Regions from separate parts of the Homo sapiens genome. Here region 2 is linked to region 1. Evidence: read pairs that join two places in POLR2A ChIA-PET (ENCODE). Cell type or tissue: MCF 10A. All regions are shown on one strand. Each heading gives the region's core, and the rest is flanking DNA. Links, peaks and the distances in the headings are about the cores only.

Region 1 (8,300 bases), core at 3,301-8,300:
ACCCCCACGGAGGTCAGCCATGGAATGCAGGCATCTGGAGATGGGTCTGTGACTTTCAGTGAAGAGGCTCCTTTCAATCCTTGTAGGGGATGGACTAGGAAGCTTTCATTCCTGAGGGGGAATCTGCAGAGCAGTGCAGCGCCGTCTTCCCAGGACGCTTGGTTGTTTCTGGGCAGGAGAGTATTAGTTCAAACTGTTCTACGCTGACTTCTGTGATGCCTCAAAGAGCACAAAGTGAACCCAATTCAGAAGTTGCTACGTAGCAGATTCCTTTTCAGAATGAACACTGCACAGATAATAACAATCCTTTTAATGTCCACCTGCTGGAGGCTAATTCAGTTTACTTTGATGAGGGGGGAGGGGAGGAGAGGGAGGAAGAGGATGAGGAGAATGAAGAGAGAGAGATTTTGATAGAAACAAGAGGCCTGGACTTTAAAAAAGGCAGTGCTGCCAGACTATGGGCATTGATGATTACTTTGTATATTTTCACACAACTGTAAGCTGTGCATCAGTTGTTTTAAGTTTAAGTATTGCATAATGTAAGTATAAAGTTGGCCCCTGTTTGGGGAGAGTCCTTGGAGCCCTTAACGCCAGAGACAGCCTGGAATAGTGGTCCATGGCCGCCTGGCCTCCAGAGCAACTGCCCCGCTCAATTTCCCCAATTCCATGACACCTGGGCTGCGTGGCTGTGCGTGTTGGGTTCTCAGCGTCATGCCAGAAGCTGCATCAGAAGCGGGTTGGAACTTTTCACTCTGAGGCACTGCTCAAGATGCACAATCCCTGGTTGCTGTTTCTCCCCCTAACTCATCCCCTTTACTACGTTGTCCTGTTTGGTTCATCTAGAGCCTCCTGTCCTTTTTATTGGAAAGTCTTTCCCTATATCTCCAACCCACTGTAGACTGGTCAGTTGTCCTCCCATAGGGACAGTTTATTTTTAAAAACTTAGAACCATTCCAATGGGGGCAGCTGTTTCTCCGGCATATCCTAAATCTGGAAGGAGGAGTCAACATTGACCTTGGTCCCCCTTCCGGTGCCTAGACATTACTTTACATCCCTTGTGTAAAATCCTCTTTGTTTTGGGTCATGTCATCTGCCTCATCTACCCAGCACCCCTGTGGAACCACCTCGTTGGTTCACGGTCTCTTTCTCTAGGTCACCACCTATGACATCTGGGGTCAATTTGACGTCCATGTGGACAGTCCCAAACACAGCAGCCTCTAATGCTGTTTTATTTTAGAATCAATAACATTTACCAGCCGGGCGTGGTGGCTCACGCCTGTAATCCCAGCACTTTGGGAGTCTGAGGCGGGTGGATCACAAGGTCAGGAGATCGAGACCATCCTGGCTAACATGGTGAAACCCCGTCTCTACTGAAAATACAAAAAAAATTAGCCAGGCGTGGTGACAGGCGCCTGTAGTCCCAGCTACTCAGGAGGCTGAGGCAAGAGAATGGCGTGAACCCGGGAGGCGGAGCTTTCAGTGAGCCGAGGTCATGCCACTGCACTCCAGCCTGGGCGACAGAGCTAGACTCCATCTCAGAAAAAAAAAAAAAAAAAAAAAAAAGAACCAATAACATTTCTCTCCCCTGCACTTAAGCATCCTGAACTCTTTTTAATACTCTTTTTAGCTTCAACAGATTCACCTCTGAAAACTTCAGCAGCAACCACCTACTGTCTTGGCTGGAGTTCCCCAAAAAACAGACCCTGAAGAAGGACTCCCATACAAGTCGTTTCTATGGGAGCTAATCCCAGTGTTGGGGTGGAGGACTGAGACAAGGAAGGGAAAGAAGCTAATAAAAGAGTCCAATGGCAAGCAAGTGCTCACCATGGGCAACTGGAACCATCCCCACTGGGGAACTCTGGGAGGCAGCAAGAACATCCCACCGGGGGAAGGCCAAGGAGCTGCATTAGACAGTCACTGATTCCTGACGAGTGTTGGCTGGGGGTTGCTTCTAGGGGGAATCTGGTGCCCAGCACTTCTGGCCTGGAAGGGAGTTGAGACAAAAGGAGGTGGCCGGGCATGGTAGCTCATGCCTGTAATCCCAGCACTTTGGGAGGCCGAGGCAGGCGGATCGCCTGAGGTCAGGAGTTCAAGACCAGCCTGGCTGACATAGTGAAACCCTATTTCTACTAAAAATACAAAAATTAGCTGGGCTCGGTGGCAGACACCTGTAATCCCAGCTACTTGGGAGGCTGAGGCAGGAGAATCGCTTGAACCTGGGAGGCAGAGGTTGCAGTGAGCCGAGATCGTGCCACTGCACTCCAGCCTGGGCAACAAGACCGACATTTTATCTCAAAAAAAAAAAAAAAAACCAAAAACCAAAAAACCTCAACTCCCACCCTCCGGCAAAAAGCAGGTGACAGTCTGGCCAGAGTAGAGGGCATAGAAGTAGAGGCTGCCATGCAGATATCAGGCTACATTGACAGCATCCACTTCACCTGTCAATTCAGCTTTCTTAACCTGCCTTCCCCTAAACATGCTTTTTGTCTTTATCGTGGTCTCTAATCCCTTGACTTATCTATTTGCAGCTAATTATCAGCCTCCTGGGGACAATTCCTTCCATATGGAGCCTGGCTCTCAGAGACAATTAGCACCTCTTCCTCTCAGGCTACTCAACTTCATTGTCTCCTTGTGTTTTTTATTTTTTCCTTTTTTTTTTTAACCACAACTTGGTGTTTCCCAGCTAAATTCAGACTATGATAACTAGAAAGAATTGCCCACCCAGGCAAACTGGTGCCACCGAAAATTAATGGAAATCTCTCTCCTCGGTTTATTTATTTATTTTGCATTCTTTTTGGTCAGGTCTTCCTTTAGTAACTCTCAGCTACAAGTCTGAACTTTTGCTCCTTCCTCAAATCACCTTCCTGATTTTACTGCTTTTATTCATAGTCAATGACTCAGTCATTCTGGATCTAGATAGAATTGTCTACACTCACTGTCTCATTCTTCAGCTTGACTCAGCATGACTTCTGGCTCCATTACTCTTCCACGTCAATCCAATGGACTTTTCTACTCTCACCTTTCTTCTTAGCAACATTCTTGAACATGTCCTCTTTCTGGAACTTTCTTGCCCCCATTTTCTGACCGTAAAGCTATCTTAGTTTTCTTCTGAACTTCCTGGTCATTTCTTCTTTCCTTTTGCAGTTTCATCATCTTCTATCTAGCCACTGATTCTTTGAGCTCCTCAAGAGTCTGTCTTGGCACCTCTCCTTTCCTCCATGTTCTGTCCATAAACAATCTTATCCTATCTATGCCTACTCTTCATATCAATAATTTGGGCTTCTCCTTTGAGATCTAGTCTTACCTGGCCAACAGTCTACTTGATATCCACTCTTGAATGTCCCAAAGGCACATTAAAATCAATATATCTAGAAGTAAATGCATGATCTTCCTTCGAAATCCAGGCTGCTTCCAGTGTACTTCATCCTGGTAATCTACCCAATTTGGGGCAGATCCTAAATGTAGGGGGCCAGCCTCAATATTCCTTCACCTTACCCTTACTGAATTTCAATAATATCTTTCTAAATATCTTTTAAAGTTATCTTCTTTTTCAATTCTCACCACTGTCACCTTTTTTGAGCTATAGTCATCTCTTTCCAGGGTTACCAAAGTAGCCTCACTAGCTTATTTTGTCCCCTCTGGATTCCTCTGGTCCATTCTCCAGGCTGCGGCTAAAGTCAACTTTTGAAAATGTATAAAATACAAATGTGATCATGTGAGCTCAGCCACCTATGCTTTTTAAAACTCATCAATGACTTCCTAGCGCTTTACTATTAAGATGAGCTTTTATGGGATGTCCTGTAAGATCCTACCTTGTCTGGTTCTACTAATGTCTCCAGGTTCGTCTTTTGTCATGCTCCACCTCACTCTTTTGCTCCGGTCACACTGACTATCTTTTGATCCAAGGACTTCCAGTACTCCCTGCTTCCACAGGGCCGTTGCATATGCCAAGCCTTCTTCCCGTCTTTCTCTTCTCATTGACTCTAACTTGTGAATTGAAATTATGCCACTTCATCAATGACAAGTTCTCCTTGTGCCAATAAGGGTTTGACTTGTGCTGAAAAAGAGTTTATAGTGAGGGGAATTGACCTATTCAGAGAGGAAGGCTTTGCTGACACCTGAGTAGGCCAATTCTTCTTACTATAAACTCTTATTGAACCATGTAATTTGACGTAGCATCTATCACAGTTGCAATTTTGCATTTACTTGTATGGGCATTTGATTAACACCTGCCACACTCCCAGCTTTTAAGTTCCAGGAGGACAAGGATGGTGGCTGTTGTGCCAGGGTATTTTGTAGGTGCTCATAGAATAGTGACCAAAAGAGTGACTTAATGAATCAATTATTTATTTTCTATTTTTTAGAGAAAAAAAGTTCCTAGGTGTGAATGCCTTCTTTTTCTAACCTAGACTTGCAGTTTCAGGGATCCGAGTGAAGACTACGATCTTTTTTTTTTTTTTTTTTTTTTTTTGACAGGGTCTCACTCTGTCACACAGGCTGGAGTGGAGGGGCATAATTGCAGCTCACTGCAGCCTCGGTGTGCTGGGTTAGCTCACTGCAGCCTCGGTGTGCTGGGTTCAAGCAATCTTCCCATCTCAGCTCCCTGAGTAGCTGGGACTACAGGTGCATACCACCACACCCGGCTAACTTTTGTATTTTTGTAGAGACAGGGTTTTGCCATGTTACCTAAGTTGGTCTTGAACTCCTGGGCTCAAACAATCAACCTGCCTAAGCCTCCCAAAGTGCGGGGATTACAGGCATGAGTCGCTGCATCCAGCCCAACTATGCTCTTAACCATATCCCCTCCCTGATCTCACTCTGATGATTACATCTGTCTCATATTTCAGTCTCTCGCTCTTGCCTTACTCCTTTCTTGCATCCATTAATATTTCAGGTTTCATTAGAAAAATACCTTCCTCAACTTTACATCTTGTCATTTTTCCTGTACAAGTGCCCCAGAATAAGTAGCTCATAGTAACTATTTCCTTTTTTCATTTTCATTGTGCTCTTAGCTACTCTTGTGACTCTTACCTTAAGAACAAATCTTGCTCTTGAACTCCAGACACTAAATAACCAATTAGTGCTTCAATATATTTACTTGCATGTTTTCAAGACTCCTGTAATTCAACCTATTATTTCTCTCATCCAAGTACTAACCAGGCCAGACCCTGCTTAGCTTCCAAGATCAAGCAGGTGTTCAAGGTGGTATGGTTATAGACGACCAATTATTTCTCCTCCAAACTTACTTCTCCTCCTGTATGCCTTTAGAACAGGTAAAAGTACTATCCTGTACTCACTTACCAAAGCTAGGGCCCTGATGGTTACCCGGGTCTCTTTCAGCTACTTCCCATCCTGGTAAGTCACCTTGCCCCATCTCTTGTGTTTTTTAAATGTTTCTGGAATGTCTGCAGAAATAGTATGGATACTCATCTTTAGCTCTTGGACTATGATGAGAGCTTCTGAGTGGTCTCCCAGGTCAGCCTGGCTCCAATTTGTCCCATATGTACACTGCTAGAGGAATCTTTCTAAAACACAAATCTGTTCTTGCACAGCTCCTTCCCCCCAGGCCTCAGCCCTTGCGTAGGCGCCCCAAACTCTCTGATTCATTGGCATAGCATGCATGTCCCCAAACGGTTATGTCTTCAGCTTCACCTCCAGCTGCTCCTTCCTTATCCCCTTTGATCTAGATGCTTCCCAGTCCTTGCTCATCTCGTAATGTCAGAATGTTGGACTGTTTCATGCTTCTGTGCCTTTTCCCAAGCAGCTGCCTCTCCACTGGACATCCTCCCTAGACCTTTGGAAGAATGGAGGACCTCTACCTGTGGTTCACGATCTTAGGTCAGTGACTGCTTGTTTTGTACAGCTATCCCTGGCCTCCCCACCTAGAACTGACCACTCTATCTACTGTGCTCCCAGTGTACCTCGTACACATTCTATTAGAGCTCATGCTGCCAGAGCTGCTACATAGGGTTGTTCAGGTTGTGAACTGCACAACTCTAAGGACCTTGTTCACGAAATGATGCATAGTGAAGACAGTCATATATCATGGCCCTGCTTTTTGGACTGTTTTTCCTTTTCTTGCTCTTAAGAATCATGGGAATGGGGAAGAAGGCATGAAAAGGTTAAGAATGTAACATGTGGAATCTACGTGTGTGGAAATGCTACATAACTCAAGAGGAATGAAGGACAGAGGGATCTGTGCTGAGTCAGGATGGTTCTGTGTGTGATGCAGGAGCTTCAGAGAGAAGCCTACGTGCTGTGCTTCAGTAGTAAATTGTGCAAGAGGCGTGGCAAGAAAAGGCTGGCTCAGTGTGGCAGACAGCACTAGAGGAGGAAGAGCGGGAAGGATGTAAGCCGACTGTTTAAACAAAAATGATCAAAACACAATTGGCCACTGAGAAGGGAGTGGAGGCTCCTTCATTTCTTCCTGGGGTTGGGACTGGTGTTGGCAGTGAGGATCTCTCAAGTAAATCTCCTCCCAGGACTGTTTCCTGCCACGCATGGATCGGGACAATCACTGCTGGAGCTTGGGTGGGTCACTTGCTTATATGCTTGTCCCCACTAGGCTGAGAGCTTCATTAGGGCCAGGGATTGAGACTTTTGATCTTAAATCACCAGCCTCTTACATGGTACTTTGGTCCACTATGGGCCCTCCACATCCTTCCTAGCCAGAGGGGACAGAGGAAAGAAAAGGGAGTTCGTGGACTTCAACAAAATCACAATAATAATAACAGTCAACACAAATATAGTCCCATGAATATAGTTTACCATGTGCCTGGCACCTTTTTTTTTTTTTTTTTTTTTTTGAGATGGAGTCTTGCTCTGTCACCAGGCTGGAGTGCAGTGGCGCGATCTTGGCTCACTGCAAGCTCCGCCTCCCGGGTTCAAGCAATTCTTCTGCCTCAGCCTCCTGAGTAACTGGGACTACAGGCGTGCACCATCATGCCTGGCTAATTTTTTTATTTTTAGTAGAGACGGGGTTTCACCATGTTGGCCAGGATGGTCTCGATCTCTTGACCTTGTGATCCGCCCGCCTTGGCCTCCCAAAGTGCTGGGATTACAGGCGTGAGCCACCGCTTGCTGGGCACCTTTCTAAATGCCTTATCTATATCAGCTAATTTTAGCCTTGTATGTAGGAATTATAATAATTCTCATTTCACAGCTAAGGAAACTGATGCTAGAGACATTAAGGCACCTGCCCAAGACGATACAGCTAATAAGTAGTGGAGGCAGGATTCAAGCACACGGAGTCTGTCTCTAGAGCCTGTCCTTTACAAGGCTGTTCTGTGCCCCACCTATTGTGATGGCAGTTTTAATCCGAAGAGAGGTTAAGCATTTTAAATGAGGCTTCTGTGCACTTCGTGCCTTGGATTCAAGTGAGTTTTTTCTTATTTTCTCCTTTGAGAAAATGTGTTTATTTAGTTTTGTGCCTTGGAAACCTCTATTTGTTGTTGTTTTGTTGTTGTTGTTTTCTTGTTTCTGAGACAGGGTCTCACTCTGTCACCCAGGCTGGAATGCAGTGGCGCTATCAAGGCTCACTACAGCCTTGGCTACCCGGGTTCTGGTGACCCTCATACCTCAGCCTCCCGACAGTCGGGACTATAAGTGTGTGCCACCAGGCCCGGCTAATTTTTGTATTTTTTGTAGAGATGAGGTCTCACGATGTTGCTCAGGCTGGTCTCGAACTCCCGGGATCCAGCAATCCTCCTACTTCAACCTCCCAAAGTATTGGGATTACAGGCATGAACCGCTGTGCTTAGCTTCCAGTCTTTTTTTTTGTTTTGACGTTGCTGCTGGGGAGACGAGGCTAGGAGCTACCTACCTTCCCATCTCGGAGAACACCTGGGATTTTCTGGGTAACATGTTTTAAAGATTTAGTATAAGATTTTCTCTTTTCATGTGTTGTAAGGACAGTGGATGAAACTTATTTTTCTCTAGCTATGCTTTTAAAATTTTTCTTCTTTGCCTTTTGTGAATTCAGCCATTTTAAAATTTGGTTCTACTTTGTCATCTCACCCCAGAGTCAAATAACTGTATTTCTTCCAGAAACATTCATAATTTAATTTTTCTTTTAACTTAGCTGTATTTCTCTCACCTGTGGAGAGACTTGAAACACTTAGTTATAATATAAAGTCTGCGAGTCTGAAGCTTTCTGGCAAAAGGCAAAAAAAATTCACACCTGGCTTGCATTTGATGAGGATTCCACATGCGTCATCATTTTCTTTGAATTCCCCATGGGAGTTTAAATATATACATGTTAGCATTTTTGTAGTGTACGTTAATAAATGAGAGCTTTGATT
Region 2 (8,359 bases), core at 2,231-7,230, 54 kb before region 1:
GGGTCTCACCACGTTGGCCGGGCTGGTCTCGATCTCTTGGCCTTAGGTGATCCACCCGCCTCGGCCTCCCAAAGTGCTGGGATTACAGGCATGAGCCACCGCGCCTAGCCTACCCTTTCTTTCATCTCAAGGCCGATCAACTTAACTGTGGTCAAACAGCTTGGAGATGCGCTTGGCTTCATCTGGATTCCTGCAGTGTTAACAGCCCTACTCATAGCACTTGGAAGGAGGACCTGAGCTGCCCTGAAACTTCCCATCTATCATTCCTGGATTTCTCCTCTCTCAGTCAGTGACCCTTAGAAATCACGGGACGAGGCTGGGTGCAGTGGCCCATGCTTGTAATCCCAGCATTCTGGGGGGCCAAGATGGGAGGATCACTTGAGCCCAGAAGTTCAAGGCTGCAGTGAGCTATGATAGCGTCAGCCTGGGCAACAGAGTGAGACCCTGTATCTAAAAAAACAAAAAAAAAAAAAGAAAAAAAAGCAAGAAAGCAGATCACCTTGTAGCTTTATTGCTCTATATTATAGGTGAGAACCCTGGGGCCTGGAGAGTTAAAATGACCTGCTCATGGTCACACAGGTAGAAACAGAAAACTGCAACCAGCTTGGCTGGCTCCCAGCTGAGAGCTTTTTTATCCTATCACACTGCGTCCCCAGAGGTGTCAAAATCCAGAAGGATAAGATTAACATTAACCAGCATACAACTGCAGGACAGTGTAATAATGCCCCTAAAACGCAGTTTAATTTTAATTAATTAATTAGTTAATTAATTTATTTTGAGACAGAGTCTCACTCTGTCACCCAGGCTGGAGTATGGTGGCGTGATCTTGGCTCACTGCAACCTCTGCCTCCTGGGTTCAAGCGATTCTCCTGCCTCAGCCTCCTGAGTAGCTGGGATTACAGGTGCGCACCACCACACCTGGCTGATTTTTTGTACTTTTAGTAAAGAAGGAGTTTCACCATATTGGCCAGGCTGGTCTCAAACTCTTGACCTCAGGCGATCCACCCACCTCAGCCTCTGAAAGTGCTAGGAGTACAGGCGTGAGTCACTGTGCCTGGCCTAATTTAATTCGATGTAATTTTTTTTTTTCCTTAAGACAGAGTCTTGCTCTGTCACCCAGGCTGGAGTTCAGTGGCCTGATCTCGGCTCACTGCAACCTTCACCTCCTGGGTTGAAGCGATTCTCCTGCCTCAGCCTCCCAAGTAGCTGGGACTACAGGCTCACGCCACCGTGGCCGCCTAATTTTTTGTATTTTTAGTAGAGACAGGGTTTCACCATGTTGGCCAGGCTGGAATGCGATATAATTTTAAGAGGTCAGATTCCCTCCTGGGTGTGCCAGTCCTTCAAAGTTGCCAGAAGAGCCCCTAGCGGCCGGTTTTCTTCCACCCACCAACCTGGCCACGCTCAGTCACGGCTGTATCATCTATGACTGCTTTCATACTGCAATGGCAGATTTGTGGTCTTGGCCTGCAAAACCTAAAATATTTACTACCCAGCCCTTTGTAGAAAACATCTGCCCACTCCTGATGTAAATTAAGATGTAGTGAAAGGTGTATTCATCTCTTACTGCTGCTGTAACAGATTAACACTAACTTAGTGGCTTGAAACACATAAATTTATTAGCATACAGTTCCAGAAGTCAGAAGTCTGACAATGGATCTTACTGGGCTAAAATCAGGCATCAGTCAGCAGTGCTACTCCTGGTGGCCTAGGACAGGGCACTTCCTTGTCTCTTCCAGCTTCTAGAGGTCACCTGAATCCCTTGGTTTATGGCCACGTCCTCCATCTTCAAAGACAGTATGGAACATCTTTATTTTTATTATTTATTTATTTATTTATTTATTTATTTTGAGACAGGGTCTGGCTCTGTTGCCCAGGCTAGAGTGCAGTGGCAGCGATCATGGTTCACTGCAGCCTTGACCTCCCAGACTCAAGCGATCCTCCCACCTCTCAATCTCCCTTGTAGCTGGGACTACAGCACATGCCACAACGTGCAACTAATTTTTATATTTTTTGTAGAGATGGGGTTTCACCGTGTTGCCTAGGCTGGTCTTGAACTCCTGGGCCCAACTGGTCTGCTTGCCTCAGCCTCCCAAAGCGCTGGGATTATAGACATGAGCCACTGTGCCCAGCTGCCCAGCTATTTATTTATTTATTTATTATTGTTATTATTATTTTTTTTTTAGAGAAGGGGTCTCGCTGTGTTGCCCAGGCTGGTCTTAAACTCCTGGCCTTAAGCTGTCCTCCCACTGTGGCCTCCCAGAGTGCTGGGATTACAGGTGTGAGCCACCGTGCCTGGTACATGACTTTTTTTTTTTTAATAGTATTCTATGCAACACTTTTTAACAAATTGTGTAAACACATCACCTAGCATCACGTTAGGTGTGAGACTGATGCTGAGGCTTTGTGTAAACACATCACCTAGCATCACGTTAGATGTGAGACTGATGCTGAGGCTTTGTGTAAACACATCACCTAGCATCACGTTAGGTGTGAGACTGATGCTGAGGCTTTGTGTAAACACATCACCTAGCATCACGTTAGGTGTGAGACTGATGCTGAGGCTTTGTGTAAACACATCACCTAGCATCACGTTAGGTGTGAGACTGATGCTGAGGCTTTGTGTAAACACATCACCTAGCATCACGTTAGGTGTGAGACTGATGCTGAGGCTTTGTGTAAACACATCACCTAGCATCACGTTAGGTGTGAGACTGATGCTGAGGCTTTGTGTAAACACATCACCTAGCATCACGTTAGGTGTGAGACTGATGCTGAGGCTTTGTGTAAACATATCACCTAGCATCACGTTAGGTGTGAGACTGATGCTGAGGCTTTGTGTAAACACATCACCTAGCATCACGTTAGGTGTGAGACTGATGCTGAGGCTTTGTGTAAACACATCACCTAGCATCACGTTAGGTGTGAGACTGATGCTGAGGCTTTGTGTAAACACATCACCTAGCATCACGTTAGGTGTGAGACTGATGCTGAGGCTTTCCACACCCTTGCCATGGCTGACAATTCTGTGACCACTTGGACTATGTGGCATCGACATCCACAGCTGTCGGTTGCTGGCCCTGTCCTGCCTCATCTTTTAGGAACAAAGGGCTGTGCCCCTCATCTCATTCATTCCACTCAGGGCCAGGTGGGTCAGAGGAAAAAATATTGTGGAGGAACTGAGCTAGGCTCTTCCTCTATACGGTGTCTTTCTGGAAGTTTATGTATTTTCTTTATGGCTGAGGTTCTAGGTACAGAGACACATTGCATGAAACCTTTATAACTGAATCTTCACTACCCGTACCAATCGGTAAGTGAACTCCAGAAAAATGCCCAAGTTTAACCACTCTAAACACTGCCTTATTATCAGAATTCTAAATAGCGTGCCACCCTATATGTGATCTGCAGTAAGACAAGCTTCCCCTGACAAATTGGTTGTGCAAGTAAGAGAGATTCCTTGAGATTTAAGGCTCTCCCTCTGGGTGAAGGTTACATAGCTAGTAACAAAAGAGAAAGTTCTTTTGTTCCTTTAAAGCCAACACAGATATCAAATCCTTCACTTTAAGCTTATGAGTAAAAAGTGAAGAGATTCCTAAGCTACTGGGAATATTAGCTACCATTACTGATCATTTTCAAGGTACCCAGCATTGTTCTAAGGGCTTTGCATTTACTAACTCGTGTAATTCTCCTAAGAAGTGGGCACTACTATTGTTAGTTCCGTGCGAAAGTAATCGTGGTTTTTGCCACTGAAAGAAATGGCAAAACCGTGATTACTTTTGCACCAACCTAATATTATTGCCATCTAACAGATGAAGAAACTCAGACAGAGGGAAATTGAGTAGCTTGCCTAAGGACGCACAGCTAGCAGGAGGTAGAGTCAGGTTTCCAAGCCAGGCAGGAAGCCCCATACCTGTGCTAGTGAGCTGCTGGAGTGGCTGAAAGGAATTAGTATCTTTCTCCATTTTTTTTTTTTTTTTTGAGATGGAGTCTTGCTTAGCTGCCCAGGGTAGAGTGTACTGGTGTGATCTTGGCTCAGCGCAACCACCGTCTCCCAGGTTCAAGTGATTCTCCCATCTCAGCCTCAAGACTAGCTGGGATTACAGTCACCTGCCATCTTACTGGGCTAATTTTTATATTTTAGTAGACACAGGGTTTCACCATGTTGGCCAGGCTGGTCTCAAACTCCTGATCTCAGGTGATCCCCCCGCCTTGGCCTCCCAAAGTGCTGGGATTACAGGTGTGAGCCACCGCACCCGGCCTCTTTCTCCTTTTTTATCTCTTTTCTAGAGTGGGGACAATTCCAGAAGAGTAAGACAGTCTTGCCAATAGAAAAGAGTGGAAGAGCTGGGGGCGGTGGTGCATGCCTGTAATCCCAGCACTTTGGAGGCCGAGGCGGGTGGATCACCTGAGGTCAGGAGTTTGAGACCAGCCTGACCAACATGGAGAAACCCTGTCTCTACTAAAAATACAAAATTAGCTGGGTGTGGTGGCACACACCTGTAATCCCAGCTACTCCGGAGCCTGAGGCAGGAGAATTGCTTGAACCCCGGAGGCAGAGGTTTCAGTGAGCTGAGATCACTCCATTGTACTCCAGCCTGGGCAACAAGAGCAAAACTCTGTTTAAAAAAAAAAAAAAGAAAAGAAGAGTGGAAGAAACAGGGAGCCAAGGACCAGTGTGGGTTAGACTTGATATTTTCTAGCATGTTTATTATGCATTAAAGCCATAAAATCAAAGTGAATTCCATTATTTTCATTTCTTCCAGATTTCTTTGTTCTCTTTGTTATCCTTCTTGCTGATGAGTTTATTATTATTATTTGAAAATGGTCTCAGGGCAAGCTTCTCTTTCTCAGCGTTCTTCCCTTTTACAATGGAACCCTGTCAGCATTTTCATCCTGCTTCCTCCTTATCTTTCTCATAGAAATGTAAATTCCATAATAGCACTGACCTTCTGCTTTGTCAATACTTTTAAGAAAGAACAGAAAAGCAAGCCACAACTCGATACAGACATCCAACCTCTTGGCTTTTTAGCAGCAGGATTTGTTGGTTTGTGTAGAGATCATGCATCTTGCTGGAAGCACGTTTTACCCCTTAGTTTCAGGGGACCACCACAATGCTGCAGCAGAATCCAAAGAAGGGTTGCTACCTATGTGGGTCAAGATGACGGAAAGTGCAAAATCATATATCTGTTGTTACAGTGGGGGCACTTTGCGGGGGGCGGTGGGGGTGTGGGTGGGAGAAGTGATCTGAAACCTTATGAGGTGAGGTTGTGTGCTGCTAAGGAGCATTTTTTTTTCTTTTTCTTTTCTTCTTCTTCTTCTTTTTTTTTTTTTTTTTTAGGGTCTTGCTCTGTCACCCAGGCTGGAATGCAATGGCTGATCTTGGCTCACTGCCACCTTGACCTCTCTGGCTCAAGTGATTCTCCCACCTCAGCCTCTCGAGTAGCTAAGACCACAGGTGCGTGTCACCATGCCCAGCTAATTTTGTTAATTTTTTGTAGAGACAGGAGCTCTCTGTTTCCCAGGCTGGTCTTGAACTGCTGACTTCAAGTGATCCTCCCACCCCTCCCTCCCAAAGTGTTGGAATTACAGGTGCAAGTCACTGCATGCCCAACCAAAAGCATTTTCTTTCTCTCTTTCTTTCTCCTTCCTTCCTTCCTTCTTTCCCCCTCGCCTCTTTTTTTTTTTTCCTAAGTTTTGCTCTGTTTCCCAGGCTGGAGTGCAGTGGCGTGATCTCAGCTTGCTGAAACCTCCACCTCCCAGGTTCAAGCGTTTCTCTTGCCTCAGCCTCCTGAGTAGCTGGGACTACAGGCGCGTGCCACCACGCCCAGGTAATTTTTTGTATTTTTAGTAGAACGGGGTTTCACCGTGTTAGCCAGGATGGTCTCGATCTCCTGGCCTCAGGTGATCCACCTGCCTCGGCCTCCCAAAATGTTGGGATTACAGGCGTGAGCCATTGCGTCCAGCCCACATTTTTTTTCTTAATCCCGGCCCTGGAAAACATTTTGATCTATAGAGGCATTTGTAAGGCTAGATGTCTTTGTACAATTTGTTAAGTAGTGTTCTGCAGACGATTGTAAAAATGGGTCAGGGAGTAGAAGGTGATATAAAGTATCCCAGAATATTGGTGAGGAAAGAAATCTGGAGTCATGTGTGGGAAGCACAGAAGGAAATTTTTAAGTATACAAGAAAGTTAAGAATGATAACTAGACTGCCTGTTCTGCCTGTGGAGTAGCCATTCTTTTATTCCTTCATTTTCTTAATAAACTTGCTTTCGCTTAAAAAAAATGATAACTAGACTGATAAAGAAGACATTAGCAATGAATGAATTGGATGAGTAAATCTTCAGTCAGAATGAGAGACCTGCTTGCTGTTGAATCTCTTGGAGGTCAGTCCTTTCACATTCAATAAATATGTATTGAGACCCGTGTCTTCAGGGCTCTAGGTGCTGGTGATTCAGTGGTGAATAAAGCCAAGGACATTTTTTTTTTTTTTTTTTGAGACAGAGTCTTGCTCTGTCGCCCAGGCTAGAGTGCAGTGGTGCGATTTCATCTCACTGCAACCTCTGCTTCCCGGGTTCAAGCAATTCTCGTGCCTCAGCCTCCCGAGTAGTTGGGATTACAGGTGCCCCCTCAGAACCCCTGGCTAATTTTTGTATCTTTAGTAGAGACGGGATTTCACCATGTTAGCCAGGCTGGTATTGAACTCCTGACCTCAGGTGATCTGCCCACCTCTTCTTCCTAAAGTGCTGGGATTACAGGCGTGAGCCCTGCCAGCCAAGGCCATCGTGTTACCTACTTTACATTGTAATGCAGGAGCCATCTAATAAATCAATAAACAAAAATATAATGTAAGGTGGTAGGATGACAGGAGAAGCTTGCCTGAGAAGGTGACATTTGAAATGACAACAGAAGGAAGTGAGCTGTGCAGATATGTAGGGCAAAGAGCATTCCAGGCAGAGGGAACAGCAAGTGCAAAGGCCTCAAGGCAGGAACATATTTGGGGCTATTCAAGGGCTAGCAAGAAAGGCAGGGGGAGAGTGGAGGAAGATGACATGGGAGCAAGGGGACATTGCAGAGTCCTTGTAAACCATCTGAGGATGTTATTTTCCATCCTAAGATGAAGGCAGTGAGTGGTTTGGAGTACAGTGGGGGCGTGATCTGGGTTAGAAGGATCACTTTGCTGTATGTGGAGCCAGGCCATGGTGAGAGAACGGCTGTATAGCTATAAAAACTCTCTTCCAGATTTGCAAAATGTCGATGAGAATAACTGCTTTAAAATATCTTTATAGAATACTCTATCCAGTTAAAAGAAACAAAAGTTTGGCATGATCTTCAAATAACCCAAGGGGGAGAAAAATATTAGGCAAATATAAACAGCATTGCATTCAAGAGGTGAAGTTGAGACATGCTTTCAATCTAGCCTCTGCAACAGCCAAGTCATCACAGCGCAATCAAATCCAGCTGGGACCACGGAAGATGACTCCATATCCTGTGGATACTCTGCTTGGCACAATGTGGGTGGGAGCCAATGAGGGCTGGATGGATGGAGGCCCTGAGACTGCTGCCAACCCTTGTTCAGAGCTAGTGGAAACTTCTGACTCTGAAGTCTTCTTTGCAGCTGGAAATGGGGAAAGGACTTAGGGAAGGTGCTGAAGCTGGCTTGGATAAGGCAATGTCCCACTGGAGCTATTTCTGAGCATTTTATTATTACTCAAATCCGTCTTCCCTCCCCCTTTTTTTTAATTGGTAAGTTTTTATGCTGGTAATAATAGGTGATGCTTATTCATTAATTTACAATGTGCCAGGTACTATGTTAAACTTATCATATTCATTATCTTACTAATTTAAGCCTTCACAACAGCCCAATGTGGGAGGTGATATTATTATTGCCCACAATGTTTAGAAGTGGGAACACAAGTTTAGAGACTTGCATAATTCCAGTTAGTTAGTAGCACAACTGAGATTCATCAGAATCCAGCTCATCAGAATCCAGTCTGTGCATTTGAACAATAGCACACTGTCTCTGACTGTTACTTGCCAAGCATCTACGTGAGGAGTTGCCCAAATGGCGGCAAAGTCTGTTCTTACTTGGTTTCCTTTTAATATACATTGGCAGACGTTTTGCATCGCCATGAGGTCTGCTGACTCCCAGTGCAGGAAATCAGTAGCCACAAGGTATTAGACTGATGTGAGAAAATGCTTATAACCAATATGCAAACCTTATTTTATTTTATTATTATTATTTTTTGAGATGGAGTCTCGCTCTGTCACCCAGGCTGGAGTGCAGTGGCGCGATCCTGGCTCACTGCAAGCTCCACCTCCCAGGTTCACGCCATTCTCCTGCCTCAGCCTCCCAAGTA

Evidence for each region. ChIA-PET counts read pairs that join two places held together with the same protein. Peaks named below come from ENCODE experiments on the same cell type or tissue, not always from the same donor. Only the 100,000 strongest peaks of a DNase experiment are listed, where the experiment ranks them.
Region 2: POLR2A ChIA-PET joins it to region 1 with 5 read pairs; 4 of 35 experiments call an interaction of 5 or more read pairs at or near these places.

The regions. Positions count from the first base shown.
Region 1 is chr5:17,151,855-17,160,154 of GRCh38, forward strand. The region is part of intron 2 of BASP1-AS1 (BASP1 antisense RNA 1); the gene reads right to left. MIR10522 (microRNA 10522) reads right to left here and starts at 4,138; the gene lies at 4,076-4,138. It also overlaps the pseudogene RNA5SP180. RefSeq lists an enhancer at 1-196. In MCF 10A, for the core only: no CTCF peak of the experiment used is centred there; a DNase peak (open chromatin) is centred at 6,257.
Region 2 is chr5:17,098,761-17,107,119 of GRCh38, forward strand. It overlaps LOC124900947 (a long non-coding RNA gene), which reads right to left. Exons shown (of 2, transcript XR_007058707.1): 2 at 7,268-8,359. Among named protein-coding and RNA genes, the nearest start is that of MIR10522, 53 kb to the right of the region's middle. In MCF 10A, for the core only: no CTCF peak of the experiment used is centred there; no DNase peak of the experiment used is centred there.